Linked DNA regions of Mus musculus: regions 1 and 2 are each linked to region 3. The links are chromatin loops, found by intact Hi-C in ENCODE. Cell type or tissue: gastrocnemius. All regions are shown on one strand. Each heading gives the region's core, and the rest is flanking DNA. Links, peaks and the distances in the headings are about the cores only. Region 1 overlaps Gm35206 (predicted gene, 35206). Region 2 overlaps Kitl (kit ligand). Region 3 has its middle 17 kb from the start of Gm35533.

The links. Peaks named below come from ENCODE experiments on the same cell type or tissue, not always from the same donor. Only the 100,000 strongest peaks of a DNase experiment are listed, where the experiment ranks them.
Region 1: it touches region 3 in a loop (2.3-fold over the local background); 7 of 42 quality-filtered maps call a loop at or near these places.
Region 2: a loop joins it to region 3, with 2.6 times the contacts of the local background. A loop is called at or near these places in 2 of 42 quality-filtered maps.

What each region holds. Positions count from the first base shown.
Region 1 is chr10:99,828,633-99,839,315 of GRCm38, reverse strand. Gm35206 (predicted gene, 35206) reads right to left here. Exons shown (of 5, transcript NR_155868.1): 5 at 8,734-9,792. Among named protein-coding and RNA genes, the nearest start is that of Gm35437, 69 kb to the left of the region's middle. In gastrocnemius, for the core only: no CTCF peak of the experiment used is centred there; no DNase peak of the experiment used is centred there.
Region 2 is chr10:100,055,382-100,066,064 of GRCm38, reverse strand. Kitl (kit ligand) reads right to left here. Exons shown (of 10, transcript NM_013598.3): 3 at 1,919-1,981. Among named protein-coding and RNA genes, the nearest start is that of Kitl, 45 kb to the right of the region's middle. In gastrocnemius, for the core only: no CTCF peak of the experiment used is centred there; a DNase peak (open chromatin) is centred at 6,404; H3K27ac peaks cover 273 bases.
Region 3 is chr10:100,155,888-100,166,570 of GRCm38, reverse strand. No RefSeq gene overlaps it. Among named protein-coding and RNA genes, the nearest start is that of Gm35533, 17 kb to the right of the region's middle. In gastrocnemius, for the core only: no CTCF peak of the experiment used is centred there; a DNase peak (open chromatin) is centred at 5,446; H3K4me3 peaks cover 792 bases; H3K27ac peaks cover 4,625 bases.

The sequences.
Region 1 (10,683 bases), core at 1,138-9,137, 330 kb after region 3:
ACAACCCTCCCTCTTCCTATTACAACTCCTTCTGTGTTCCTCTCTCTCAAACTTACCACCTCTTCTTTAATTATATGTGTATGTATATATTATATATGATGTGTATATCTATTATATATATATGTGTGTGTATGTATATGTATATGTATATGTATATGTATATGTATATGTATATGTATATGTATATGTATATGTATATGTATATGTATATGTATATGTATATGTATATGTATATGTATATGTATATGATGTATAACCTGCTGAGTCCATTTAATGTTTCTTATACGTATTTGTTTAGGGCTAACCTCTGGGGATTGGGTAACTCATCAAAGACTCATGCATAGAAAAGTTTGATTCTCCCTCTGTTAGTAACCATTAATCACTTATAATTCTTTCTGTAAGGGTAAGGATTTGAGACATTTCCCCAGACACCCTGGCACACGAAGTGATGCCATTGCACAAGTTTTGTTTCTGTGACTTTCTCTCTGAGATTTCATGGTCAGCTTCCCTGCCACATATGGAAGACACTATCCCACAGCCAACTTTCTGGTCTTCTGGCGTTTACGATTCTTTGTCCCTGTCTTTTGCAATATTCTCTGACTGGGAAGTGTAGGGGTTGGGCTGTGGATGTATTACTTGGGGTTGGGCACCCCATGGTCAGTTCTTCTCTGCCTTCTGACCAGTTGTGGATTTCTGGGGTGGTCTTCACCTGTGGTAAAAGGAAACATCTTTGCTGGGAGATGAGTGCTATAATTATGGTTGTTATAAGGACCAAAATCTGGAGTGCAGTTAGAAATTATACTGGTTCAGGAAAATGGCAGCAGTGGGCTCTCCTCTAGGGTCTGTGACCACCCTAGCCATGAGGAGTTAATTTGCAGTAACCATGGAAACTAGGGAAGTTAAAAAGTGACCATGAGGGTCAGGTAGGAGTGGGTGAGGGGTGGGGGTTGGTGGAAGGGTGTGTGTGTGTGGGAGTTCTACAGAGGGAGATAGAACATAAATGTCACCAGATTGGAAATGAGAAAAATGGGGGCAGAAAATTTGATTGGGATGGGAGAAAGAAGGTAGCACAAAGGGAAAGAAAGGAAAGAGAGATAAAGAACAAAAAGACATTTAAGAGAGACATGGGGAAACATTTTCTATTTACTTAGAATACATTAGATATAACTAATATATATATTTATATTTTATATTTATACTTATATGTTTTATTTGCACATGTATATATTAACATGTACAATTTATATATAAACAATGTATATTAATAGTTTATGTTTGTATTATGTTTTATTTATACATGTATACATTAACATATATAATTTATACATAAATAATATATAATATATAAATATGCGTACATTTAAATGAAGGTATATCATTTGGCATCTGGGGTGATAATGCTTCCCACAAGAGCCTTAGACTATCTAGCGAAACACTCAGTGCGAGACATGGGAAACATGCCTTTGAGTTGTTGGTCACAGGAGTAAAAAAGACTCTTGGGAAAGATATGTTATTGCGTGGATCTCAGAGAGCTCGCATAAAACAGCATGAATTCTAGGACACATGCGCATTGTAAGACTTGTAGAAAACCAAGAGAAGGAACAGCACAGGCAAGCTGAGGAGTGACATCATGACGAGATGTCCCTGGTAGCTGTGTGCCTCCTGTCCTCACAGGAATTCCAAGGAAGGGGCAAAGTCTGAGAGTAGCTTTTCTATTAGTGCTTCTGGCTCCCAGAGAGATACTTGTAATTCTATTTGCCTTCTTAATATACCATTTGTCTTACTACTAACATCCTCGGCATACCTTGAATATATATGGACTGTCTAAACACAACAACTGCCAGAAAGCATCTTTATTTATAAATTCAATTTAACGGTAACACATCAAAGATTTCTTGATGGATTTCACTTTTCCCTCACACCATGGGTCTGCCTTCTTAAATTTTGAAAAACATTCTTTCTCTTCTGTGACAACCTGAGAAACAGCGCCACCTTGGTTGAAAGTGTATTGCCCTTACACCCTTGCCTAGGGTCCCTTGTTCTTATGTGTGTTGATTTAACCTGGCACATTGCCTACACTCTCTGTGATTCTGCCCTATCGTATCACAAACTATAAGGCAGCTGAGCTGGAAGGCTAAACCTCTCAGGGCTCTTTTTGTTACTCTGGAAAGGGCCAAATTACAGGAATGAGATGAAAATGATCTCCCTGCATGCACCGGCTACACTCCTTTGGTTTTGTGCAGAGGCCCCCAAATCCAACCACAGGATGTCAGTGAACTGAGTATCTAAATGTGCTTGTAAGAGCTAGGGCTTAGGCCACCTGAAAGTATCTGGTGTCTCTTTTATTTTTTGGCGAGTTTGCAGATTTCCTTACAAATAGCACTACTTTTAAGTGCTTATGCTATACAATCAGTTCATGTGAGGACATACATTCCTTCCTCAATGCTTTACACCTTTTAGAGATTTTAAAGGCCAGATACGCTTACACTCTCCACAGTACCGATGGTATTAAATGGTCTGAGATTGACTCATATTTATATAAGTCCTCGTATTATAACTTAAATGCTGCAACCAATCTTCTGATCCCTGACACTTCCTAAGTTACAACAAATGGCCTGCTATACTATTTGGGACATCAGGAATCTAGAATCACCTGACAAGTTGGAATATATACTTCATTTTGCTGTTTTCCTGGGAGGGTTAGCTCAGCTCTGCCAATTAGCTGGCAATATCTAGCTCCCTCCTTTCTTTTTATTTCCTTCTTCACCTCAAACATGGCTGTCCTATTAGTCAGCAGTCAGTAATTTTTGCTTTAAAACAATAGTTCCCAGCTTTTTCCTTCTCAACAAAATGTTATATATGAAGATGTATACAAAAGTCTTCACTAAAATAGGTTTTTTGTTTGTTTGTTTGTTTTGTTTTGTTTTGTTTTGTTTTGTTTTGAGGTTTATGGGAGAAAGCAGCCCTAAGTAAGTTCTAATTGAGGAATTAAGATTCTTGGAAAGGGTAGAAAATGAAGGAGGGAAGAGACGGAAGAAATAAGGAAAGGGAGAAGGGAGCAAAGATGTTAACGAAAGGAAGGACCTGGAGTCCGTATCCAGCTACATCTCCAGGGCAGATTGTCACTGCCATACGTTTTGTGAGGTCCTCTCTGATAGCCAAGAAGAGGCAGATAACTTGGCCAAGCTCTTTCCCCATCTGAAAAAGCTGCCCTTATACGACAGAGTGTTAAGTGCTGGAGCAAAAACTTGAAACAGAAAATCACAGCAACCTTAATTTAGAAAATTAAAATCATTCCCAGAATCCAAGGCATTTGAGACCACTACTAATGCGTTTCCTGCCTAAAAAACACCCTAAAGCAAACAGACTAATGAAAGCGATAATACTTTTAATAGTTATAATTACAATGACCCTAAAATGTAGAGCTTACTTACTCTCCACCAGTTACTGCAGTAGGAATTTTTTAACATATATTCTCTTCTATTCTAACCCTAACAGAGCCCAATGCATTACTTTCACTTATAGTATGTCATTGAGTAGTAGTGCACACCTTTAATGGCAGCATACAAGAGGCAAGGGCAGGTGCATTTCTGTGAGTTCGAGGCCAGCCTGATCTACAGAATGAGTTCCAGGACAGCCAGGGCTACAGAGAGAATCTCCGTCTGGAAAAAACAAACAAACAAAATACAGTAAAGAAACTAAAGCATGAAATAAGGAAGTTATTAGTTAATGGTCTTAGTTTCTTCTCCTATTGCTGGGAACATCTTATGTCCTCAGAAAATTTTTCATTCTGGGTAAAGAAAGGTAGCTGGTGAAGCCCTGTAGACTGTGAACATAGTTTTACTGGTACCCCTGGCATCATTCCAATATCAGTTCCAAATGGCTGTTATCAAGCATAGAATTAGGATATCTCTTAAGAGGCACAGCAAAGGTCCTTATTACTGTCAATCACAAACATTCATGCCTAGAGGAAACTCATTATAACTGAGTTTAAGAAATTCATACCCCAAAGAACAAAATATACCACAGTTAGCATTTAACACTTCATGACTGTCCTCCTCTGTAGAAAAGCCAGCCCCAGTTTTCCCAGGCAGATGGGCCTTTTTTTGTGAAAGACTGAGACTGCATCGTGTACCAGCTGAGAGCCAACTAAGGCATCTGCCCTGAGACCCCGAGTGGCCTTGTTTTTGTCCCTGGTTAGTCTGTGGGAGCAGCAACTCCACTTGAGTTTCTTGTTGTTTCACAGGCACTGATACAACACAGACTTCTTTCTAGTCCTTCCAAAAGCCGCTCTTGGCAACAGACACTGGTATACACAAAGACATCTACATCTGGTAAGGCTTGGCAGGAAGTGGAAGGGATACATCCATCAACATCAATGACCGCTCTCAGTAAATGAAGTTCTATGGAAGAAAACTAAAGCACTATATGAAAAATCCATAGTGTGTTAAAAGCTCAGCTGACCTGTCCAATGGATTCACACACTCCTGAGTGTCTGCGACATGCGAGGCACTTCTCTTTACAAGCTTGAAAGGGTAGAAATCAATAAAGACAAAAGTATTAAAAGCGCTATGTCCTAAGTGCCTTGAGACACAGATTGACTCTGATAGTGAAGGTTTTGAGTAGGAGCGAGCATGCTAACACATCTAGGAAGTAAAGAACTTCAAGGCAAAGGAAATAGTGTGTTCAAGGCTGAGGCAACAAGCTGGGTTTGGTGTTCTGAGAGAATCTCAACTCTGCGACTCAGATCCAGTGTTAAAGTAGCGGTAAATCCCCCTGAGGGTAACCTTTTGGTCACAGGAATGGAATCTCTGACCTGGTCTCACTCTTTTAATATTCCATTTGAGTCGGGTCAATCACTTAGCTACGATTTACCTTAAGCTATGATAAAGGCATAATTAACCCCTTAAATTCCTGTCCACAGTATAGTCTCTACGAGCTGAGCAGTCATGAGAATCATCTGGGTCTGTTCACCTTTCGCAGTCCTGACTCACACAGCGAAGTTTCCTCTCCACTCCTTTTTCTCTGTTTCTTGAAGATGCTGGCAAACATCTATGTATGCTTTATCTGAAATTTTGGGCTACCTTACTCCTCCTCTAACCTACTCTTGCCTTGAGGCTGTGCTTCCCTGTGGACCTCTCTCCCAGAAACTCAAATGTCATGACATTTCCCTTCCTCTTCTCTATTCTCCTCCTGGGTAGTTGCTTAGATTTACAGTTTGCTTGCCCTGGGGAGTTGTTCTTTTAAGCTCTTATAAAATTTCCCCCACACTTCTATCTTTATCCACCCTTAAATTATCTTATTAGTGAGTTAATGAGACTAAGAGCCCTAATAGGCAACCCCAATTTTTTGGTATCATGTGGCAAATAAGAAGAAACACCCCAAAATTCCAAAAAAAAAACATTAGCAGGAGTGAAATGACCTGCAGATAAAATTGAAACAGCTAGTAGCTTTTGAAATGCCTTTTGGTATCAGCTTTTCAAGGCTGTGTTCAAGAATGCACAGAACATGTAGCTGTGACTTCAAGAACAATGATGTTTATTAAAGATGGTTTTCATTGAGTATTCACTGTGTTCTGGATAGTGTGTCATAAGCCTTTACTTGGATTGTCTCTGGACAGCATGAGTAACCTATTACCATGGTGGGGAGAATGTGTTTTCTAAAACATAATCAACAATATGTTACCGAGAAGAGGGGCGTTGGAGACCTCTTTAAAAACTGCCATAAATATAGCTGATTCTAGTATTTATTTCTATATTCAATGTGACATGTTGGTAGTGGCAAAGTTTATCACCTTGTCTTATACCAAGTTATATGTGTGGGTGCAGAAATAAGATAACAAATAAATAAATGTGACTGGTACTTTTGTTCATTGAGCACGTGGTTTCTAAGGGATGCAATGCAGTAACCATGGTTATACCAGCATCTCCTGACTGATGCTCAAACAGCAAGTGTTCATGAAAAGCAGTGGGTACAGCGAGAGCTGCTGGCCATGGACAATGCTCTAGTATGGTGAACCGAGAGCTGCCTGGCTTGGAGATGTTACCACAACAGGACCATAAGCAAAAAGGAGAAGTATGTCTTCACATCTTTATTTTAAAATGTTCATTTTTAAAAATAAAACTCATTAATAGCAAACTCATACTAAATCAATCAGCTAACAGATGGGAGCTTTGGATTCAAAACAGATTCTTGTCTTTCTTTCAGCTGGCAATTAGACATTTTGAAAGCGTATTCTTAAACTATGATGTGTCAAAATTTTGTGGTTTTTTAAAACAAAACTGTCAGGCAGCAAAATTTATAGACTTACCTAATTTCTTATTATTACTGCCTTTGCTTTTTATTTCTCAAGCAGTTTAGTTTTTTTTTTATTTTTCATTGTAGTCATGGTAGAAAATTAAAAACACATATTTTTACCTTCAAAAATTATATAAGAATCTTTTAAGAAGATCCAATTTTATTAATATATTTTATTTAAGGCAATAAAGTTCTGCTGTCTTAGTATCTATAATGATAACAAAAATACCGTGTGTGAGTTCTGGAAACATCGGGAATAGTGCTCTGGATAGTGTCCCAGGGACCAGATATTTTAAAATGTCAAGTTCAATGCAAACTGATATATTCAAATGACACTCTGTGACTTCCACTCTCAAGTTTGCATTTTAAGCTACCATTTGTACTACGACTGATCCCACCCACTTTCATGGAGTAAGGAGCCAAGGACAATGAGGGAGACCTGAGGAAAGACAAGTCCTGACAAGTGGAGTGATACCCAAGCTAGGTAGGTCTCTTCTAGTCTCATCAATGGAACCCGCTTCTTCCTTATGTGAGTAAAAATCTCATTTAGGAAGTTGTTTCTTTTGCTTTCTCCAAGTAAGATGGAATGTGAAGTCAGCATCTAGGAATAAATAAGAATAGTTTCTTGTGATTATTTTATGAGAATGCCCCGCTTTCTATCGCTCATATATTTGGTCACAAGGGACTGGAACTGTTTGAGCAGGACGAGAAGGATTAGGCATTAGAAAGTGTGGCCTTATTGGAGTGTGTGCAGCCTTGTTGGAGAAGTATGTCACTTCGGGTGGGTTTTGAGGTTTCAAAAGCCCATGCTAGTCTCTCGATGCCTGCAGGTCAGGATGTAAATACCTCAGCTCCAGCTCCAGTGTGATACCTGTCTGCTTCTTGATGATAATGGACTTATGCTCTAAAATGGAAAACAATCTCCAATAAACGTTTTCTTTTATAAGAGTTGCTTTTGTCATGGCATTTATTCACAAGAATGCAACTTCAACTCATAATACATACACACACACACACACACACATATACATATACATATACATATACATATACATATACATATACATATACATATACACATATATATTGACACACACAGACACACATACATACACACATATATACACACACATATATGCACACACACACATACACATGCACATATGCTTTTCTTTGTTTTGTAGTCAACATTCTCAGAAACACAAGAATACAAACGATAAGTGTCCCTCAAAGAACCTCATTCCCTCTCTTTCCTTCTTCATCGACAGCCAAGTTCATCTTAACCTACTAGAAAGCGATCTTTCTTCGGAAATATGGAGTCTTTTGCAAAACCAATCCTAAAGAGACTTCTTTTTAGAAATAGAGGAAGAGGGTAGAGGACCCTGGTAACCAGAAGCCTGACCTATCCTCAACCGAGCTCCAAACTGGTGTAGCCTTCGGGGTTGACCTCAGTTATCTGAAACCGTTTGTCTGTCTATGGAACTGGGATGAAGCGTGCTTAAAGGAATACCAGCTCAAAATCAAACCCAATAAGTGAACACATACACAAACTTGGCTCAGATAAATATTCAGCTACGTCCCATCATTTATTACTTTATTTGAAGGTAGCTGGAAGGACAACATTGGCATCAGCACAAAATTCCTGTGACTCACTTTTTCACAATTTGTAATGAAGATTATAGAGCTCTTTATTGGTACATTTTCATATCTTAATATCTCTGTGCCTCTTTATTGCTTTGTGGTGAGAAGAGGTGCTCCTTTGCCCTAACATTCTGAAACTCCCTTCAGACTGGATACTTTGACTTTAATTTATGTGAAAAGATTTCATTGCTTTATTTACAAAATGCCCTGTTAAAACACGGCTGTTCGTAATTCAGCCTTGAACATGGGACTTAGAGATGTGGGGCCTAGGCAATGGACTGGCATTTCAAGATAGATCTGAATTGCTAAGCACTCTGAATTGAAGTTTTTACAATTCCACACTGCATTATGGAACTGCAGATATCATTATAAGAGAGACATACTCATAAAGGAAAATAAACTCAAGTCTGGGGTCTTCATATCAGCATTGGTCTGTTTAATAAATGTCCAGGACTCACAGATACAAAATTGAGTGGTTCTCATTGCTTAATTTCTCATGGCCATAAATTGTGTTTTCTCTTTAAAATATAACCAAGTGATGTTAATATGCTACCAGATGACTCTAACTTTCATAAGCTTATTAGAGTTGAATTGCATCTTGGACCCACTTGGCCTCCCTTTTTCTGTCTCCTTGCTTTTCTTCTTCCCATCTATCTTTATTGTTTTCAAGTTTGTTTTATATACTTCTCTTCGAAATTTTAGGATGGCTTAAAAAAAACAGTGAGTCTAGAAAGGTACAAAAGTCAGTTTAGACCGAGAGAAAGGAAGGCTCCGTTTCTCTGTCTCAAAGACACATTTTTAAAATTTTTTTATTTACGAAGAATCCAGTAAGTCTATTCAAAATTGACTACACGGTGAGCTCATCTGCAGGAAGGAAAAAAATTGCTTATTTTCAATATCTTCAATATAGTTATTGACTTATAGAGCTAAGCACCTCATTGATTTGTGCATAGTGTATCTACATATAGTAAATAAGATTGCTTTCAGCACCCCTCCCCCACCTTCCCAAAACATTCACCGAGATAGCATGTTAAATAGATGTTAGGATGTACTCTCAACCTGTGATGGAGGGAAATTCTGCTTGGTGTTTACTCAGCAAATATTTCTGTCTTAATTGCCAAGATAATTGGAATTCAGCATATGAAGCAGCAATTAGCACATCCAATATGGTCACCCCGCTTTGCAACATCCCCTGCTATGGTTTTCCAGCCATGTATCAGAGAGAAGCAGATGTTTCCAGAGTCTTATTATGCATCACAGCTGTATTGTGCAAGACCAGAATATAACTGCTCTGGATGCTCTGGCCCCACAATGTACCCGTTTAAAAATGATTATCATTGTCATAATCCTAACTTTGGGCAAAGGTTCTGTCAAATTCCTTGGGTTTATTTGTTGGCTTGCTTATTTAAATTAATGCTTTTAGAAATCGCTCTAGCAATAGTAAATCTCACTCTCACATATGTTTGTGGAAAGACTGCTCCTAATGTTAAAGAATCTAGTGTACTGATGCCATCTGGTAAATATTAGAGTAGAATAGATAACATCGTGTGCATCTGTAATGTAAATGCATTCTGTTGTAGACGTGTAAGGTTGGAGAAAAAGACAAAGATTTTTGTCATTGTCCACAGGATACATTCATGGCTCTGGGTTAGCAGGAAGTGGAGGATAGAGCTGTGTGCATGTTTCCCGGTTGCCACCCTTCTCCTCTGCCTGGACATCCACATCTTGCTGCGCTGAATGGATCTTCCCTTTCCGACATTCATTGAATATTTTCCCGGGGCTAAGGCTCTTCAGTGCCTTCCACACAAGTCGGCTGTCTTCCTAATGCTTATCCAAAGGAGCTCCTGTCCAAAGCTGAAAAGATAATTTGCTGGATTAATGAGAGGTGGTGCCAGACCGTATGAAAAGTTTTCATATATTTCCAAGGGCATTGTGGATTCTATTTTTGTTTTAGATTCAGACTTTAAAGCTCATTCCCAAGTGAGATATTATGTTGTAAATCTATCATTTAGTATTCCAAACTGTAATTCAGTGGAGTACAATCTATAATTTTGTAATACATATTAGGAGAAAATTACAGTGGGAGTGGGAAAACAGACCTGGCTATTATCTTTAAGGTGCCAATAAACATCTCATTTGCACTTTTTAATAGTTTAACCAAGACATTCAAAACATTTCTTAAATTGACACCTAATTCAAACCCTAAGACTCACTAGGTCTTGACACTGGGGCACTTGGGATTTTGATTTAGTGACAGTGATAATTGATGTATGTAATAAATGCTATCTATGCCTACATAGAGAAGTTGAGCTATACATTAGGAAAAATAATATGCTGTAACTAGGAAAAAATATGTGAGCCCTCACTTTTTTCCCTTAAGCAAATAAATATTGTGCTTTTTTTCTCTCAATTAGTCTAACACCATCATTACAAACCACCCTTCCTTCCTCCTGAATATATTTACTGTTCTTTGTTTTATCACCACAATTTCCTATTATCATCCTGATTTTCATTAATTTTTCCAGCTCCATATGGGTCTTTATTTGTGTATATATGTGTGGTGTTGGGGGAAGCAGTGTGTATTCATATGGAGGGCAAAGGTGGAGGTCATATATCTTCCTCTTTTGCACTTAGGGGTTTTTTGGGGTTTTTTGTTTTTTGTTTTTTTGTGTTTTTTTTGTGTTTTTTTTGTTGTTGTTTTGTTTTGTTTTTTAGAAACCCAATCACTCACTGATAACAGAACTA
Region 2 (10,683 bases), core at 1,525-9,524, 100 kb after region 3:
TTTTCCTGCCAACTGTGGTGGCCAAGAACAATGTTTCTCAGTAGTTCTACGATAGCATGCCAAGACCAAATAATAGCAGGCTTCTCTCAATTGCAGAAACACGCACAAAATATGTGGCAAGAAGTCGGCTTTATTTTTACAAGCCTGGCTCTAGCTATCACCAGCCCATACTGAAATTTATGATTTAGCACCCGTCTATGATTAGACCAGCACGAAATCATCTATTTAGTTATTTCCCAGCTTAACACTTGCTTTGCAAAGAGCAGCAGGATTGCTTTGAGCAAGTCTGGCGATCACCAAGCTCAAGGGGGCTGCAGTCCGGAGTGGGACGGCTTTATTGCCTAGAAGCTACCTTCTAGCACTTGGCTCAGCGTGGTAATTATTCTTCATGTCCCCATTTTCAGTAACCCAGAGTGAAGAGTCAGATGTCTGGAGCAGGGTGGGATAGGAAAGGGAGGGGTGTTCTTTTTAGGTCTGTTGTATACAAACTGTAGAACCCTGGTCAAAATAAGTCTAAGCTGTAAACCTCCTTGAGTCCTTTGTAAAATATGAACAAGTGTACCTACTGTGTGTGGTTTCTTCTCACCCTTGTGTGTGTGTGTGTGTGTGTGTGTGTGTGTGTGTGTGTGTGTGTGTGTGTGTGTAGGGGGGATGGTGACATCATTTTGCAAAAAACGTGACAAAAAGGCTATGTACTTTCCTCACAATTCTTGCAAAGATGTTTATTTGTTTGTCTGTTTGTTATTTTTGCAGTGCTGGGAGGGAATCCAGAACTTTCCAAAGGCTAGGCAAGGACTCAAACATTGAGATGAGAGTTTTTTAATTTGTCAGTGCAGGAGGCTCTTTAGTGTTCTTCACTGAATGCTTGCTAAGTGATCAAATGACTGCATTGACTAGTTTTCAAGCTGCTATGACTTTACATTTCTCTTTGCAGAAAACCCCACTACCTGAAGGGACAGACAATGCCCAGGCTTGAGTATAGCTGGTCCAGCATGAAGATACATGTTCTAGGGAGTTCTAAAAAGCATTGGGCAGTTCGTGCTAAAAATGCTTATCAAGCAAAAGAAGGATAGCTGCAGACACTCTCTTGAAATGAAAACCTTATGCAGTATTTGAAAGGTATTTTAAAGAACAAAATAATATACTTTGGACTGACTGATCCACAAAACCCAGAAACAGCACGTGCATAATCAGCATGCTATGAGTATTTATTGGGCTTAGGGGAAAATGAGAGTTGCAAAAGAGAAAGAAACACAAATAGCTTTACATTTACCCCAGGATTACAACAGCTACAGTGAGTCAGCATGGAGAGCACCTGTTGAAAATATGTGACTATGTTGCAAGTTGCAACACATAGTATCAAACTGCATTAACATCACATCTTTCCAGATAGCAAAGTTTTACGTCTTAGGAGTTTATAAAAGCATGTGGAGTTACTATACCTCTTTTTGGTCTACATAACCCTAGTAGAGTTTGTCCACAGCCTAGCATTCCAAAATTTACATAGAAACAAAATTACAACCCCATACTTTTATTCAAAACCCATTGCATGGCTAATAAGCTCAGAAATAAAATAAAATATTCCATACTCTTAATGGCATAGGAATAAGAGTAACATATAAATGAAACATTGCCAAGGAGAAAATTTAGCATGATTTTACATTCAAGCCCCTTTGAGAGTTGCAGAGAGGAAAAAGAGACATCCGTTGCTAAATCTAACCAAGATGAGCCATTTTCTTTTAGCATGCAGGCATAAAACACATACTGAAATGCTCATTGATAATCTTAGCAGCAGCTTGAGGGGGAAATTAAAAAGAAAAATTATCAAGACAACGAGTTGATAATGTCTTTAATGTGGATGATCACGAGTTACCCATTAGCTACCAAAATGCAAGTCAGAAATGTGTGAAGTACATACCAAAACATCCATCCCGGCGACATAGTTGAGGGTTATCATATAGTCATTTGGAAGATTTGCCACCTACAGAGACCAAGAAATGAAAAAGTGAGTAAATACAAAAAGATTTCTTGAAAAAAATCATATATCCAACCTGTCATACCATTTACATCTCATTCCCCTTTGTTGTCCAATATACAGTGCTTGGGTTGTCAATCCACTCATAGGTGGCTAAGTATATACCATACCAAGTACTGGAGACCTAGCCGACCACCCAGGGCTAGTGAAGTCATGGATCTTGGAGGAGAACCTACAACCATCACTTTATTAATTATATTGAGTTTTTTTTGAAAAAACAATTCATAAATTTTGATTTTCAACTGTAACACTGGAATTCCCCTTCGGGACAATTTTCCAATTTGTGTCTAAATAAGTCGCTATGACTTTCAGTGTTTCTCACAGCGATAGGTCAGCATGAAGAAAGAAACTTCTACATACACAAGTTCCCAAGTCACAGCAGATGTACTGCATTTTACATAACAACCCCCACGGTGACATTAACAGACACTCAAGCTGGAGAGCTTCTATTCTTTGTTGATCCTAGGTAAAGTCAGTAAACCTTCAGAAGCACAAGGCTACCTTTTAAAGAAATGAAGACTTTAGAGTTCAATTTAGGAACGTTGGGTTTTGCAATAGGTCTCAGTTCACTTACCTTGGGTTGGACATGGCATGCTTCACCAATCTGTCTAGCTCTTAAAGGCTCTGAAAGCATCTAACACATTTATAGCAATAGTGCTGGAATCAGTGAGTAAGCAATGGGCTGGAAACTAGTGAATTTGGAATTGAGTTGCACACCCTTGATTTTCTTCATTTATAAAACAGAGATTCAGTCTCCTATTACTAGTTAAGGGAATATGCCAAACACATTATAAACTAGGAACCCAAGTTCTTTATTGAGAACTAGCTAGGAAAATGGCATATACTGTCTTTATTCTGTGTCTGATATCTTCATTGCTCCTATAGAAAGCTGGGACCATGTGCATGCTTACAGGGGTGTGTTATCTCTGATAGGCTTTCTATAACATAAGGCATATGTTGCTTCTTGGTCTTGCCAATATAATTTGAAAGCAATTTAGTGAGAAAACGCTAGGCAAACTCAGAAGTGGTCAGAGCAGAGCAGGTCCCATGGTAATACTATTCCATCTCCCGTTCATTTCAGCCTTGATGGACAAATTTAACAATTGCTCTTTCTGCAACTCGTATGATGATTAATAGCAAATCATTTTCAAGTAACATTATTACCTATCCAACACAGCATCTGTGTTTAATAAGTGAAGAAATTGAGACTTAAGAAGACCAAATCACTGAAGTCACTTGCCTCTTGGGTGTTTTATGTGGACTAGAATTCAGGTTTCCTGATGAACTGTGGCATGGCTCAGCAGCGCATGTTCATCTTTTGTTTTTTGTTCTTTGTTATTTTTTGTTCTCTAGCTCATTGCAACAAACTGTGTCCAAGCAGCTATGTGTAAAATGCTACATACTAGCCTGGCATGGTGACACACCTGTAATCCACTTAGTGGCCAGAGAGCACATGGAATTCTCCTCCCTCGTGAATCTCTACCATTATCCATCTCATGCTCTTCCCAATAGTAGAATAGAATTCTCAGGGTCTACAGGAAATACACCCGGGCTCCTCAAGAAAGTGGCGATTTATTTATCTTAGCTCTACACTTTTTATTTATCTTAGGAGTTAACTCTATACTTTAACTTTCTTTTTCTCAACCAGTTTTCCTACCATGCCTTCTAAGTCTCCCTGCCCAAATTCGAAAAGCAAAACCAACCTAGTCATTTTATACAAGCCCCACCAACGAAGGCACACTGTAAACCTTAACAGGCCCAAGTCTGGGCACTTATAGAATAGTTCATGATGGACTAACCATGGAGATTAAAGTCATTCCATGAGGAAAATACACCAAGAAGTGGTAAGTATTCTAAATACAGGTTCTTGAAGATACAATTTACATTACATTATATTATGGAAGTTTAGATTCACTATTTTAAAACCTCAGGGTTAGGGAATATCAAAAGGACAGGGATAAGAGAGGTGCTGGCCAGCTTCATAGTCAGTCCAGAGAAGTTCATTTACAGAAGCCAAAGGCAGCTCACAAAAGAAAACGTTCTATGATCAGGACATGAAGAGCTCCCCAGTGCCAGCCCGAGGATGGAGTCCACACTTTACTTATATTTAACTTCCGGTGGGACTAAAAAAAAACAGACTATTTTTGAATATGGCTTTACAAATTATAGTAAGTTTTCATAGTCACTGTTGGAATCCCATGAGGCATACCTTATTAAGCCAATTTCACAAATGAGGATGAGGGCGGAGGGAGTATGGAGGTATGGGACGCTAAATGGCACCTCCAAGGTCAGAGGCACCAGGAAGACCTGGAGAAGGGGAAAAACCCTGGCTCACTGAGCTCCTGTCTACACACCAAGCTGCAGCGCAAGCTCTTGCTAGTACTTGGCCTTTCCGTTTGCTTTCCAATTACCTTTTGAAGAGGATTTGGAAGACTGAAGCTACAGGTATTTATGGTCACATCGTGCATCATGGTATTACTTTCTCAGCGTTTGCAGTATGCTCAATAAAACCGAGAAAGCACAAATAACCCTGCGATAAATTCCAAGTCTCTGATGTCTATTGATCACCAGGGAAAGTTTTATAGAGAAGAGAGAACCGTGGACTTGAAAGATAGATGTTGCTCAAAGATGTGGAGTTTGAAGTCCAGGCCAACAGCACAGGTTCCGAAGACAGATGGTTTACACTGGATCCTGGCCCATCATCTGCTAACTCAGGTGTGGGAAGTTACTTCAATTACTTCAGCTTTTCATTTCCATATGCCTAAGTGGAAAGTAGACTACAGGGCGGCTAAAGGTTTTAACACAAAATAACTCATGCTAAGGGCTAGCTGGGCATGGTAATGCATGCCTTTATTCCCAGCACTTCAGAAGCAGAGGCAGGATAGTCATGAGTTTGAGAGCCTTGAGCTACATAATCATTATCAAGCCCTCCTAGGTTAGAAGGCAACCCTGTCTCTGAAATCCACAGTAAAGGAAAGAAAAAGAGGTACCTAAGAAAAGGCAGGAAAGAAAGGAAGGGAGGGAGAGGAAGGGAGGGGTTAGACATGGTGTATAAATGATTGCAATAGAGAGCAGCATATTGAATACAAGAGTATCATATATAAGAGACGGAATTGGAAGCTTGTGTCATATTTGAGAGACTAGCTAGAAAAGAGATATTGCATTAGAGACACATTAGGGAGGGATCTCTGCATGCTGCGCTAAGAGATTCCTATCTCCAAGGACTTTCTACTTTGTCTCTGAAAGAGGATTCTGTGGTTAATTACTAAGATTAAGTCTGGTTAGGGTTTCTGGCAAGCAGGGAAGGAACAGAGCAGTAAATTCAGTCTGAGTATTTAGTCTAGATGGAAGAGTGGCGAGACCAGAGATAAGCCTCGAGTTTTACAGTGCTACCAGGGAAGTACCGGACATCTATTCAACATGTATATGAGAGAACAGTCATCTCTAGAAAAGCAGGAGCTAAGTCTGAGTGTTGGTCTTGCACACCGGTAATCGTAGCACTTCGGAGGTAAAGACACGGGGATCAGGGGTTCAAAGTCATCGTGAGATACAAACCGACTACATGGGGTGGTGCTGAGTTCAGCCTGGGCTATGTGAAATCTCTCTGGAAGAGGGAAACACAGAAAGACCAATGAAGAATCAGAAAGGTTTCTTCCAACAATCGATGGGAGCAGATACAGAGACCTACAGTCAGACATTTGGCAGAGCTTAGGGAACCTTGAGAAAGAGGGGGAGGAAGGACTGTAGGAGCCAGAGGGGTGGAGGACACCATGAAAACACAGCCCACAGCATCAACTAAACAGCAGTGATCCAGGCTCACAGAGACTGAAGCAGGAACCATGAAGCCTAAAGGGTCTACGATAGGCCCTCAACATACATTCTGTGGTTGTTTAGCTTGGGCTTCTTGTTGGACTCCTAACAATGGGAATGGGGTGTCTCTGACTCTTTAGCCTGCTGTTGGAACCCTTTTCCTCCTAATGGGTTGCCTAACCTAGCCTTGATCAAAGGGTTTTGTGCCTAGTCTCATTGTATTTTGTTATGCTGTGGTCGGTTGATAGCTCTGGGAGACCTGCTCTTTTCTGAAGAGAAACGAAGGCACAATGCATCTGGAGGCAAGGAGAGGAGGAGATGAAGGTAAATTTTCTGTAGATATCTGAGGTTTGAACATATTCAATGACATTAGGGGGAAAAAAAAACAAATAAAACAACAACAAAACAAACAAACAAGCAAAAAACACCACCAACAACAACAAAAAACAAAACTAAAAACAACAACAACAAAACAGCAAAGGAGAGTGGTTTTTAGAAAGGCTCAAAACTTGGCCAAGAAAAAGTCTTGGCAAGGTAAGTTGGCACTGGCTGCCTCCCAGGCCCTCCAGGTATTTGGACTCAGGAGAAAAGAACACCAAGTCAGGACACTTAACTCCATCTCTGGGTCACTGGTCTAAAATGCATGGTTCTCATGACTCAAATGTTGTCAAGGTCCTTAAAGGTCAAGGAACCAATGGGCACTTGGACATCTGTGACCAGACCCTGTGCTCTCTGTGTTTCTCCTAAGTCCACAGCAGTGACTCATGGTCTCATGGTTTCCTTGGCACCATCTGTAAAATGGTTTCCTCTTTTCAACCCTTTGGGGCCGCGGAGGCGGGGGACGACTGGGGGGGGGTTGGGGAGGGATATGAAGGTCAGGATCTTTAGTCGCATCAGAAGCAGTGACGTTTAAGTATCCGGGCTACAGCAAGGAATGCTTAACACATCCACCTTAGTGGCCCGGCTTCCAGTCCTCCTGCATGCTTCAGGAAAATCCTTTTTTTTGTCTTTGGATAGTTTTGGTTTTCCTGTTAGTTCTGTCTAAAATCCTAACTAGATCAGCTATCATAGTTTTTTGTTTGTTTGTTTGTTTGTTTTCAAGGATATCTGGGTGAGTTCTAAAACAAAACAAAACAAAACAAAGAACAAAAACAAAACAAAACAAAAAACAACAACAAAACAAACAACAAAAAAAAGCAGCAACAACAAACACAGGAAACCAAGGAGATAAGTCAATTGTGATTTTAAAATTAAGATGACTTCAGAAAACTTGCCTCTTATTAGTTCAACACCCAAATGATAGCCACTGTTTCCTTTCAAATAGAACAGGTCAATTTTTTCTATGTGCACATGGTACCATGGATCCAATCCAGTTCCTTATGTATGCTAGTCAATAGCTCTACTAACCCCAGCCTAAGACATTTTTTAAAATCTACTTTACAATGACATGATTTGAATATGGTTTGTTCCTACAAAATTAATGCTGGACTCTTTTTTTTTTTTTTTTGCATTTATTTGAAACTCCCTGCCCCCTGCAGCATGTGTGTGTATGGTGTGTGTGTGTGTGTGTGTGTGTGTGTAAATCAGAAGATGGCTGTGGGAGTCAATTCTCCCTCATACCTGTGGGTTCCAGGGTTCAATTTAAGTAAGCATTGTTGCTTATCAAAGTAACTCAACAGTCAGTCACACTGAAATTTAATCTCCATTATGAAACACGGTGGGAAAATGTGAGAGCTTTTAGAGGTAGCTAGGATTCTGTCCTTAAGAACATGGACTGTATTCTAAATATAATGCATAGATTAAAGGGTTCTCTTAAGAGTATGTCTGCCCTATAAGCCAGCCAGACTAGGTCTTTGCTTTCTGTCTCTCCTTGTGGTACATTGCCCCTTCTTAGGACTATTCCAGATAGACACACTAGATGCAGTTTTTGGCTTGGACCAGAAGTGTGAGTCAAATTAAAACTCTTCATTACTTTCCAAGAGTGAGATATTGTGCTATTAGCAACTGAGACAACATATATGTATCTGTGTGTGTATATATGTGTGTGTATATATATATATATATATATATATATATATGCTTATACATGTTATTATATATTACTGTATATATCTTATGAGTATATATAAATATATCTTATGATTAGATATATATAGCTATATATATCTTGTGAAAAAATATATATGATGATGATTCCAGCTAAATTATAGTAATTGAGCTTCTAAATGCAATAGCTTCCCAATCACCATAAGATAAGTTGGTTCAGGAAATAAAATTCATTAGATTAGCCTGGTAATTCATAAACAGCAGCTGGTTCATTTTCCTCAGGCTGCTGGCAATGCGTCATCGATCATGAACATCAATCTACCTCAGAAAACGTTTTGAGAAAGACAAATCATGATTCAGCAGATATTTAAAGATGAAACAGAACAGCTAGGAAGAATTCAAAATTCACATTTGACTAAATGCCCTCCCCCCAAGTGAAGGGACGAGAGTACCACAAATGAGAAGAATCACAGGGAGAGCAGGCAGGAAGAATCCACTTGAACCAGTTTAATATTTGGATTCCTTCTTAAACGAGCACTGAGACACTTTCAACACCACACTGCAACTATCCATAGACGTTTTTAAGTTTGGCTCATCCTTATCCCAGTTACTTGACTCTTTCCTTAGGTAGGTCTGACTCTGCCATTGAAAACAAGTCTTGCAACATTTTTTTTTTCAAAAACAAAGCAAAATGTTCTGTAAATAGATGAACTATTATGCTAAGTAAACATGCCAGAAGAATTTCAAATAAAAGCCATGGGGACCATAGGGGCAGTACAAAATGTCCAAGAAGAAATTAAAAAAAAAAAAAAGTAAAGTGATAAATCATATGCTTCTTTGGCATGAGTATCACCCAAGCAAACATAGAGTCTGTGGCACAGGGCAAGCTGCCACCTACTGTAAAGACAGAGCTGGTAGAGAGCACAGAGCAATGATCTCCACTGGAAAAACCAACTGTGAGCACATAGCAAGGCAAAACAAAAAATCATAAAGAAGAAGAAAGAGGAGGAGGAGGAGGAGGAGGAAGAGGAGGAGGAGGAGGAAAAGGAAAAGAAGAGGAGGAGAAGAGGAAGAAGAAGGAGGAGGAGGAGGAATAGGAGGAGGAGGAAGAAAAGAAGAGGAGGAGGAGGAGGAGGAAAAGAAGAGGAGGAGAGGAAGGGTTACACCTATAAAACCAAGTCCTCTTCTTCCATACAAATCCCTATTCCCTTTTGTCTGACAAGATTGATTTATTCTAGGCAGTCCAACCTAATGAGACATCATTGTGGAGTAAAATGATATAAAGCTGAGAAGGACTGTGAAATTCTCTAATCACATAGATTTTCCTGGGGCCCCTGACTTCTCTGAGAAGTGAGGAAAGCTATACGTGGCTCCTTCGGACAAAAAATGGACAAAAAGCATGGGAGAGTACAATGTAGAGTCTGAAGTGTTAAGGACCCTCATCACATCCATGTTTCTCATTTCTGCATTCAGTAGTTTGCCTATGGACTGATGAACAGGTAGGTATTCGATGGTACTCAAACCACCCCATGGCCCCAGCTTCCACCAAGGTATTCAGTCCTACCATCCTTTAAATGAAACTCTGCAATGATCTGCTACCTCAGGAGTCACTCCTGTTGAAGGAATGAAGCTAATGGATTAGCATAGGAAATGCTTAACTTCTTTATAACCGGGAGAAACAGAGGCCAGCCCTGCAGTTTCTGGGCAAACCACCATCGACTTGCACCGTCCAGGAAAACATGAAGCTTCCTGAACCCACAGCCACAAGCTGCACCTCAGCACTTCTGCACTGGGAACCACACAGCTCCCCGAGAGATTGCTGGGGCTGGGCTCCTTCTAGCCTACAAATTTGGGTTAAAGCAGTGGCTTTTGAGCATTCTTTCAGAAGCTCAAATCTACGTCAAGCCAAGTTCAATCTGGAAGCATGGATGTATAAACAAAAGTCGAAAGGCTTGGTGGCTCTAGGAACCACTGACAGCTACTGTCCCTGAAGGCACGAAGAGGCAAAGGGCCCTGGGGGTCCCCTTCAGCTCCCTTACACTTTAGTTTCCTTTTATGTTTATAGATAGGTCATCTCCACATTCCCTTGACACCCAGTACACTACCACCACCATAAATGGCAAATGGCACTTGTCCAGAGACTCCTCTATTTCAACTCTCATAATCATTTGCTAAGATTACGCATAATAAATTTATTGTAAATGGCAAGAAAACTGGGACAGAGAGAATTTATGTGATAATAACTGGCTTAAAAAAAAACTTGTTTAATATATATCACAAAGTGGATACTGAGATTTAGAAAGGTAACTACTTACCTAATGTAAAAGAGTGAGGATGTAAACACAGACATACCCAAATTCATAATGTTAGCCAGGGTATACATGAGCACAAATTGGATCCTATGCTATGCTGTGAAAAAATTTAAAGAGTAAGTGCATTTATTTATTTATTTATTCATTCATTTATTGTGTGTGTCTGCACACACACACATGTGCACACAGCCATATGCCAGAGTGCTTATGTGGAGGTCTGAAGACGACTTATAAATGTCAGTTTTCTCCTCCCTTATCGGGGAGCCAGGGGTAGAACCTGAGTTGGTTGGCTTGGCTTGTCAGCAAGATCCTCCAGCTGCAGAGCCCTCTTGCTGGCCCTACTGCTTATGGTACTGGTACAGTGGGGCACTCACACTGTAGGCTAGAGGACTGACTCACCAAACTCGATCAATAATTTTCTGTTCTCAGAGGTTGGGTTATACTTTTTTGTTTCCTCCTCTATAAAATACAGGCTGCAGA
Region 3 (10,683 bases), core at 1,673-9,672:
CAAAAGGATCTATTCTAAATGGGGATTTGCTCTGCCCCATTTTGAAGTATTATTAATCTGCCTTTTATGCTAGAATGCCAAATCTATAGTATTCTTGCAGAATAACAAAGTAATCAGAGGGGAAAAAATTAAGGAATGATGCTAACAAAAATTCTTTTTTTTTTCTCCAAATACAAATAACTATTTTAAACTTGAAAAGGAGTACCTTGTACTTTGATGCACCATGTACAGGAAGGCTTATTTTATATACTCAGATTTCACATCTTTAGTTTCTTATTAATGGATAGAAAACATATTATTATTTCCTGTGCAATGTAATATAAGAACTAGTAATAGAACAATCATATCACTTTAGATATCATAAGTAATCCAGATATTTAAAATGTGTCAGTATGGTGTGCTATGGACTATAGTTCCAACTTCTTATGGGCTTCAGGCAAGAAGATTATTTAAGACTAGAAACTTGGAGCTAGCCTATGCAATGTAGTGAGATTTCATTCAAAATAAAAAATATATGGAAGGGCATATGGAAATAGTGTTAGCATTTTGTCTAAGGTCTGCCCCCACTATTACCTGGCAACAGCCAGATATACCTGACTCACTATAAAAGGGTCTGCTGGCTTCCTCCTCTCCTTCTTGTCTTCTTGTGCTCTCTCTCTCTCTCTCTCTCTCTCTCTCTCTCTCTCTCTCTCTCTCTCTCTCTCTCTCTCCCCCCTTGTCCCTCCCCCACCTTTCTCCCCATCCCCCCTTCCCTCTTTCTCCACATGCTCATGGCCTACCTCTATGTCTCTACTCTCTCCCTTTGCCTTTCTCTGCCTCTACTATCCTCCCAGCTCCCCTCTCCATGCCCTAAATAAACTCTATTCTATACTATACTGGCCATGTGGCTAGTCACTCAGGGGGAAGAGATGCCTCAGTGTGGGCCCTCAAAGTCACCCCGTCCCCCCACACATTACTGAGCCTTCACCAAACATATTCCTTTTCTCCTTATCTTTTTATAAGACACAACAAATAGGTTATATAAAATGCTATGTTTAATTTAAAGGAAAGTTGAGCATCTGTGAGGTTTGGTAGTTTGGGTGGTCCTGTAACCACCACCATGGATACTAATGAATAACTGCGTGGGATGGGTGTCACATATATAAGCACATTAGCTTATAATTATCAAATTATGTCCATGTTCAAAATTATATTTCACTTTATACTGTGATTTCTTTTAGCTCACAGTAAATCTTTTATTTACTTACAGGAAAACTTTAAAAGATTAGTCCTGGAACCTCTAACTAACTTAGTTAAATTTGAACTGCTAAGAAAGATTGAATAGAAAAAATACAGTGACCAAACATCGGTGCACTGTGAGGGAAACATGACAAAATAGCAGGGATAGACGAGTTAACCACAGATCTCCATGAGTCTTAATTCTGCTCAAAGCTGAATCTGGTCTTGTTCAACATTATATTCTCATCCGGTCTTACATATGCTTCATGCTCTTGAAACACTATCTTTGGAAGCAACCTCACTTGCAATGGATTCTTCTGCCTCTGTGAATAACAACGTCTAGAAGAAAGCAACTAGTCTTTGTACTTTTCCCACACTGCAGTAGTCCATCTAATGACGTGTATTTATTTTAATTGTTTTTGAAGAAAAATTTATAGCTTGTATGGGTCAGAGGGAAATCTAAGTGTACTAAGGTGACCTGAAATTCAACCTTTAGAGTCCAGGAAGTCAGAAACAAAGGCGTGGTCCCACCTCAAAGGGGTTAAGCTGAAACAATGCTAGAGAGAGAGTCTGCTGCAGCAGAGGCACAGAGAGCCTGTTGTGTTCTTTTTAAATGAATTCTCCAGGGAATACCTGCAGGAAAAACTAGAACAAACCTCTCCCACCATTGTGCTTTGAAAGCACACTACAATAGAGTAAACAAACAGGGCTCTCCCTCTTTGAGAGTTTTAACTGTTGACTCTGAGGAGGCCAGTTCTTGGGGATGAGCAGATTCCTGGAGGCTTTGTCAGGGATTGTCAAATGCATTCTTAAATGAGTCCCTTTATTTCAGTGTCACATAATACTCAGCCCTGAGTTATCATGAAAAACTAGAGAGCGAGGACATCTGTCCCTCTATCCTATGATACAAATATGTATGGATCAACCCCAGCATTTAAAGACTGTGGTCTAGCATTAAATTTCTTATGACTTCCCAGCTAAGAATATACATCAATTGCAGGAGAAAGAGCTGTATTCACTTTAAGGGAATAAAAATCTAGAAGCTGACAAGTACGAAAATCTTAAAACAATTAAAATAAGATTTAAACAGAACGAAACAAGACAAAGCAGTCTCGAAACTGGGCAACTGAGTAGACTCAATGGCTAAAGTCCTGCAGTGGTGGAGCACGTCTTTAATCCCAGCATTGGGAGGCAGAGGCAGGCTGATTTCTGAGTTCGAGGCCAGCCTGGTCTGCAGAGTGAGTTCCAGGGCAGTCAGGGCTACACAGAGAAACCACCACCACCACTACCACCACCACCAACAATAAGCCCTTGTCATACAAACCCAATGACCTTAGTTCAATACCTAGATCTAATGTGAAGGTAGAAGAGCTGACTCCACCGAGGAGTTGTATTCTGATATCCCCACATGTGCTTTGAAACACACATTACCTCCACATGCATCCACACACATTCACACACACCCAACACAACAACAATACATTGTTTAAAAATTAAAATTCTGGAAACACAAGGTCGGAAAGATGGCTGCTCGGGGGCTAGAAAAAGCTGCTACTCTTGCAGGGCACCAGGGTTCTAGTCTCAGCATTCCATGGTTGCTCACACCCCTAACTAAAGTTCTAAGGGATCCAGGGCCCTCTTCTGGACTCCACAAGTTCCAAGCACACACATGGTATACAAACATACCAATAACAGTAAAACAATTTTTAAAACTTATAGAAACACATACAATTTTAAATTGATGCATACATAAGCAGTACGCAAGAATTCTGAAGATTTAGGGTTTTTTTTTTATTTTTTGTTAGTGCAAATGCAGCATGTGATACAGTGATAATAATGTCTTTGTCATTACTTATAAAGGAACATTAAATGCTCCAAATTTCTTAGCACGTTTTTTGAGATCACAGTGTTGATGGATAAACCAATCAACAGTTTCAAAAATACTGAAAATTAATAGCACTTATACCGAAGAGCTAATTCTCTAGTGTTAGCATTTTGTCAAAGCTCTGCTCCACAGTTACCTGACAATAGTCAGATGTGCCTGGCTCACTATAAAAGGGGCTGCTTGCCCCTCCTCTCTCTGTTGCTCCTCTCTTGGTCTTGCTCTTCCCCTTCCTGCTCCTGCCCTCTCCCCATTCCCTCACCACCCTCTCTCTCCATGTACTCATGATCTGCCTCTACTCCTCTACTCTCTCTGCCTTTCTGTCTCTACTGCCCTCTCAACTCCCCTCCCCATTCTCTAAATAAACTCTATTCTATACTGTGCCATCCTGTGGCTGGTTCCCGCAGAGGCACCCCCTTCCCCCACACCTGACTACAGATACATCAAACATATTCTTTCTCTCCTTATCTTTTTATAAAACACGAAATCTAGTGTTCAAAATAACATCAAACCTAACATAAATAAGCACATCCATATACTATTATCAATATAGAAGACTTGGAATAAGGAATATACTGGAGTCAGAATGAGATGTCCAAAATTTATTAAGCTAATCTTGGGAGCAGTCCATTGTAAAAAGTGCTGTAAGTGTTTGGTTTCCAACCCTGGGACAAGGGACTAAATACCAAAGCAGACCTGGCCTCCAGATTCTCCAAGCATGCCTCAGTCCCTGCCTGGCATTTGCTGCTCTCCAACCTTAAACTTTTCAGTGATGGGCTAGGCTGCCTTTTCCTCAGAGGCTCCTCCCTATATAACTCAACCATTTTGGGAGCTCTCTGTCTCTGTCCCTCTCTCTGTCTCTGTCTCTGTCTCTCTCTCCCTCTCTCTCTCCTTTCCCTGTCTCTCCCTCTTAATTCCCCTCTCTCTCCCTTCTCCCCTTTTCTGCCTCTTGTCTCTGTGTGTGCCATCAGCCTTACCCCCACCCCCATGGTGACTTCCCTTGGTCTCCCACCTTGAGGCCAGTGAATTTGCCTGAGAGCAGCTCCCCAATAAACCTGCCTTTGATACAATCTAATCTGGCTTGAATTGTCTTATTTCACTGGCAGCGGAGAAACAGCCTATCAGTATGGAATTAAAATAACACATAGAGACTTGTAATACATTTTAGAGGAATAAATTAACATGTAAGACATATTTGAAAAATAAATACCAAATAATGCAAATGTTTCTCTTGTAACTAGTAAACTCATCTTCCAACTCCAAAATTTAAAACTGTTGTCGTTTGCTGACACTAAAAATGTCACAGGCTTTTCTTAGCTTGCTCATTTTGTTTTTGATATGGGATCCTCTAATTTTGCCCTGGCAGGCCTGCTACTTGATAGAAAGACCAGGCTGGCCTTGAAGTCGTAGAGATCTGCTTTTGCTTAGGGAGTGTGGAGATTATAGTGACGCCAGTAATTATCATAAGGAACACACAAAATCAGAGTTTATCTCTATTAAGGTAAAGCTGAAAAGCTACTTTTTTCCTGTCTTGGCCTTTGGAGAATTGACTTTTTGTATTTGACCATGTTCATCTTGCAGGTATCTATGGCTAAGGGGCACTTTAAATATTTAAATATTTATATGCATATGTACATGTATGGTTCTATGTGTATTTTATTGTGTCAATTCATAAATAATCATTATGTTGTCACAGCAGATGCTGTGAATTGTACCAATCTTTTTTTCATAATCAACGAGAAAGGCAGGGCTCTAGCTACACAGTCAGCAGCATCTTTGGTTTGGTGTGGTCTGTATTCTCATCTGTCTTTGAACTCCCTGACTCACAATGTTTGTGTTGGAAAGCCTACATCATACTTTCCCGCTTTGCTTTAAAAGTTTCTATACATTTTTTTTCTAGGTATAGCTTCTAAGGCCTCTGTCATCGTCAACTAATTTTAGTGTAGTCTCTGCTTTGCTCCTAGAATTTTATTAAATGCAGGAGGCCCCAGTTTCTACATACAGCGACCAGCTCTAGAGTCTTCAGGGCTGTAGCTCAAATCTAGCTCCCTCTGACTGATAGCTTTGTTCTTTCTCCAAGGTCCTTGCTCACGTTATTTTTCTTTGCTGCTGTAGCAACTAGGAAATGACATTCATTAAAAATATTTAGTGTGAAGCAGAGAATGGAGGAATGACCATCCAGAGACTGCCCCACGTGGGGATCCATCCCATAAACAACCACCAAAACCACACTATTGTGGTTGCCAACAAGAGCTTGCTGACAGGAACCTGATACAGCTGTCTCCTGAGAAGCTCTGCCAGTGCCTGACTCATGGCTCTAACTGTATATGTAGCAGAGGATGGCCTAGTTGGTCATCAATAGGTGGAGAGGCCCTTGGTCCTGAGTAGGCTCTATGCCCCAGTATGGGGGAATGCCAGGGCCAGGAAGCAGGAGTGGATGGGTTGGTGAGCAGGGGGAGGGGGAAAGGGATAGGGGATTTTTCAGAGGGGAAACAAGGAAAAGGGATAACATTTGAAATGGAAATAAAGAAAATATCTAATAAAAAAAAAAGAAAAAATATTTAGTATGTCTTTTTTTTTTTTTTTTGAAACAACAAAAACCATTTTTCGCCCTGGGTAAAACAGATTGAGGAGAAAAATACATCCAGCATGAACATAAAGTATATATCACACATCACAAAAGGATCCAGCTGGAAAATGCTTCGAGACACCACTTACTTTATTAAAATTGCAAGACGATGAAAATGGAAGCTTTTACATGTCTCCTTTCCTGTCAGAGCACGTGACCCCAGAGGAATGCCTGACATGGAAGGCAAGTAGCTTTCCTTGCTGGGTTTAGCTTCTGCTTTTGTTTGGTTTGGTTTGGCTTGGCTTGGTTATTGATTTACTTTTGTATTAAGAAGTTTCGCTATATTTTAGAACTAGGAATTTACATGGTGGACAGAAGTCAGCCTGGTTTGAGAGAAGGGATTGCGAGCTGGCAGGCCATTCAGCACTCACGGAAGGACAATGGTCAGGCACCAGTCTGCGGTCTGCGAGCACTTGAAGTATTGTGCTGAAAATAGAAGCAGGAAGGAACTAACTCTCTCCAATGTTCACTAAGCCGAGCAGCACAGGGCACACAGAGCCCACACAGCTTCTCTACCCTACACCCACGACCCTCCCAGCTTTTCTTTTGCTACAGTGCCTTTCTCACAAGAAGAAAGAAATGTGCATCGCTCACTTTCACAACTCTGTTGGGTCTGGGAAACACACATGTTACCCAGACCAACCTGATGAAATCAGAAGAGAAGTTCTTGCGCCTTCTGGGAAGAATTTCTTCCTCACGAAAGACATGCAAAGATAAATGCCCCCTCCCCCGTTTTGCAGGTTTCCAGATACGATATGATACCTGGGGCTCCAGCAGCACAGAATCGCACACACTGACCCGCCCAGATCTAGCAGCTGCTGAGAGACTCTCTAATCACTGCAGTTCCTGGTCTTGAAATCAAATAAGCATCTAGAGTGGAAGTTGTTTTCAGCTGAGTGTGCTGTTTCTGGAAGTCATGTCCATCCTAGCTGAACATCCTTGGGACAGGCACCACAGTATACCACGGTCATCTTGCTAGCCAAGCATTTTTAGAGAAAGATAACTTTGGCTCAGAAAGATTTGTCCAGAGTCTCCAAAGCTCTGGGAGAAAAGATGTCATGATTAGACTCTGGCTGTGCACCTGGGTATCTCCGGTCTTCTTTGCTTCGCACCACTCCATCCCTGACCTATTATTTAGACTGGAACAGTAGAGGCAGGGATATCTTTGTTCCGAGACTATGGAAGGCACTAGAAGAGATAAGAATTGGCAAAATAATAATAATGATGATAATAATAATAATAATAATAATAATAATAATAATAGGTGTATGACTTTAAAAATGAGACATGTTACATACAATTCTTTTAGAGTTACAATTATAATTAACTATGGGTAACAATGAACCCACTTACAAATAACTATGGGTTATGAATCTTCAGTAAGGATCTCTTTCCCAGTTCTCTTTTCCTTAGTTAACTGAAAGTCCAACAACTTAACTGGAATGGTTTTCAAATCTACCTCTGGCAAACCTTTCCAAGTCTTCTCATTTGAAAAAATACAAAAACACACACACGGAACATAGTTAAAGCAGGAAAGAACTGAGGAAGCACAGCAGAACATCTAGCGTCCATCCCCTTGTAAACCTTACCTGAGAACTCAGAGGGAATTAGTGCAACATTTTATGAGGCCCTCGGGCAGGTGGAGCTGGCTGTTGCTGGAGCAATGGATGGAACCTTTCTGTAGAAATGATTTAGGAAGGTCAAGGATTCTCTTCCTGGGTTCCCCTTCCCTCTACTTGAAGGAAAGAACCATTGTCATTAAATCCTGATCTCCGTCCCCTCTTGTCTGAATGAGCCTTATCTTTGCTACATAGGATTCCCTCTTTGGGAGTTTCTCTCTCTCCCTCTTTCTTTTTATATCAGTAATATCCTCCGGGACAACTAACATAATGTTCATTGTTGATGATTCAAAGTTGAGTCACTAGAGCATGCACAAGTTCAAAATAATAAATTTTCAAAGCTCAAATCCAGGCAAATAACATCTGTGTAGAAATGTTGGCCAAAGTCAGATGGCACCAAAATGAGATAAAATTATACCACATGGAGTCTGCCTTCTATGCCAGCCAGCCATCAGGGCAGGCCATTTGTCTGGTAACCCTAAAATCTGGAATGTGAAAAGGAAATTATTACGGTACACACCCAAGTAGGAAATAAACTTCTGGGAATCATTGGCGTAAGAAAGACTACATAATAGTGTGTAAAGGGTTCAGCCAGTTACAGTTGCTTTCCTAAACATACCTTGATAGAGTAAGCATCCACTGTGGGGAAAAAAAATAAGTGAATCCATTTATCCTTCACTATTTCTGGTCCAAGCTACAAATCCTGGTGGATTAGCCTTATGGCCCACACCTGCCTTCTCGGTCTCTTCTCACACTAACAGCTCAGGCTGTCCTTCCAAGCACCAAACTAAAGAAGCACTCCTGCTCAGAATTCCCCAGTAGTTCTCATGATCACTAAAAGCAAATGTCCTAAGGTTTTATTTCTCTGAGAAGACACCGTGACCACAGCAACTCTTATAGAGGAAAGCATTTAATTGGGGCCTGTTTACAGTGTAGAGGTTTAATGCATTATCATCATGGCAGGAAGCATAGTGACCTGCAGGCAGACACGGTGTTTGAGGGTAGCTAAGAGTTCCACATCTTGAGCTTCTGAGACCTCAAAGCATGCTTCCACAGTGACACACTTCCACAAGGCCACACCTACTCCACCCTTCTAATAGTGCCACTACCTCTGGGCCTATGGGGCCATTTTCTTTCAAACTACCATAATCATAGTTATGAAATTATTTTTGAAGCTCTTCATTTTTCTTCCCTTTTACCTTTTATACTCATCTAATTGTCTCACAAGCCCCTCCAGCCAAAACAATGGTCTCTTGTCAGAAAACCCCACAACACACAGTCTGCTTACACACCGTTGCTCAAATGCATGATCTTAGTAGGATCCTAGAGTCACTCTATTTAAATTTCAAATCTTCCAGTGCCCAAACATTTCCCCAAATGCATTCCTGGCTTCATTTCTCACTGAAGCATCTCACAGCAGATATAATATATTGATTTTTTTTGTTTTATTTTGTTTGTTTGTTTGTTTGTTTGTTTTTTGAGACAAGTTTTCAATATGTCACTCAAACTGGCTTGGAACTCTGGAGCTGTCTGTCTCTTCCTCCCACAAGCTGGAATTACAGGCATGTGCCACTATGTCCATCTAGCTCAAAACATTTCATTGTTAAAGTTTTTGTTATTAATTTCTTTCATTTTTCTTCTGTATTAGTACAAACTCTTCACTAGACTGCTGGATATACAAGGGTATGAGGGGTTTTTTTTCCTGTTATTTATTTATGTAATCAATATTCCATCTAAAGAATATACAATTGACATCAATGGCCAAACATTGTGGGAGAGTCTATTTTGGATGCTCCAACCCCATTGAAGGTGCTAGTTGGATTCAGTTACATGATGTGGGTAGGAATCACATTGAAGAACAAAAAAAAAAAAAGAAGAATATTCCTGAGGCCAGCTAATATTCAGAACTAATCAGGTGTTGCTTTCGTAAGTCACAAATAATAGAACTAGATAATCAAACTACTTAACATGTAAAAGTAATAAACACTTAGGTAATAAGTAAATTAAAATTTTTCCTAGTACATAGGTAATAAATAACTGCTAAACAAGTGTTATCCCAGCTTGCCTATTTACCTGAGACATTGGCTATAAACCTATCAAGTTCCCTGGCTCCAAATAACTTAAACAGAACAATAGTTTATTGGAATTAGATCGAAGTGTTGAAAAACCAGACACCGAAAATGATTAAAAATGAGAGAAGGAGGCTAAAGAGAACACATAGAGGTTAAGAACACTTAATGCTCTTGCAGAGGTCCTAGGTTTTTCCTGCACCCACATGGTGATTCACAACCTCCTTTTATCTTCAGTTCCAGGGGATCCAATTCTTTCTTCAGACCTCTGTAAGTGACTGCACACATGAGCTGCACATGCTTACACTCAAGCACTTACATATATGTATTGAATAAAGAAATAAGTATTTTTTAAAAGAATGAAGGGAGGCTGAGGAGAATGAAGGAGCTGAGGAGGAGGGCAACCCCATAGGGAGACCATCAGTCTCAACTAACCTGGACCTCTGAGATCTGTCAAACATTGAGCCACCAACCAGGCGGCATACACCCACTGATATGAGGCCCCCGACACATATACAGCAGAGGACTGCCTGGTCTGGCTTCAGTAAGAGAAGATGCACCTAACCCTCGAGAGACTTGAGGCCCCAGGGAGTGGGGAGGTCTTGTTGGGTGTGTGGGGGGGGAGGGGGTATGCGATGTGGAACAGTCAGAGGGCGGACCAGGAGGGAGATAAAGTCTGGACTGTTTAAAAAAAAAACAAAAGATTACAAAGGAAGAATGAAGGAATGCTGACGTACAGAATACACTGGCAGAATGGTGCTTGCTGTCCTTATTCTACCTCCAAAAGCATGAACAGGCTCTAAACGCTTTTATTTTTGCACATGTTCGCCCGTGAAAATCATCCAGTCGGACTGTTCTAGATTATGAGACAATAATCCAGCCATGCAAAGCCAGGAGAGACGATGTTTCAGGTCTCCAGCTGCCACATGGGTGAGAAGTCTTGCTCTGCCTCCATTAAAGTCCTTACTCACTTAAAGGAGCTTCAGAGCCCTGAATGGATCTAAACCACAGGCAACCAGAAATGAAGAGGCTCTAAAAAGTGAAAGCCTGAGGAAGTTCAGATTGAACCTATAATTATAAATAGAAAATGACTGTGGTTTGTTCCTATTTTATTTTATTTTTGTAATGTTCTAAATTTCCCCAGTGATATGAATAACTACATTAGTTTATGCCATGACTTTGGCTGAAGGAAATTGATGCAAAACCATAGTAAGTTAATAAAAATTTTAGCCACCAGACATAACACAAAATCATAAGTTAATAAAA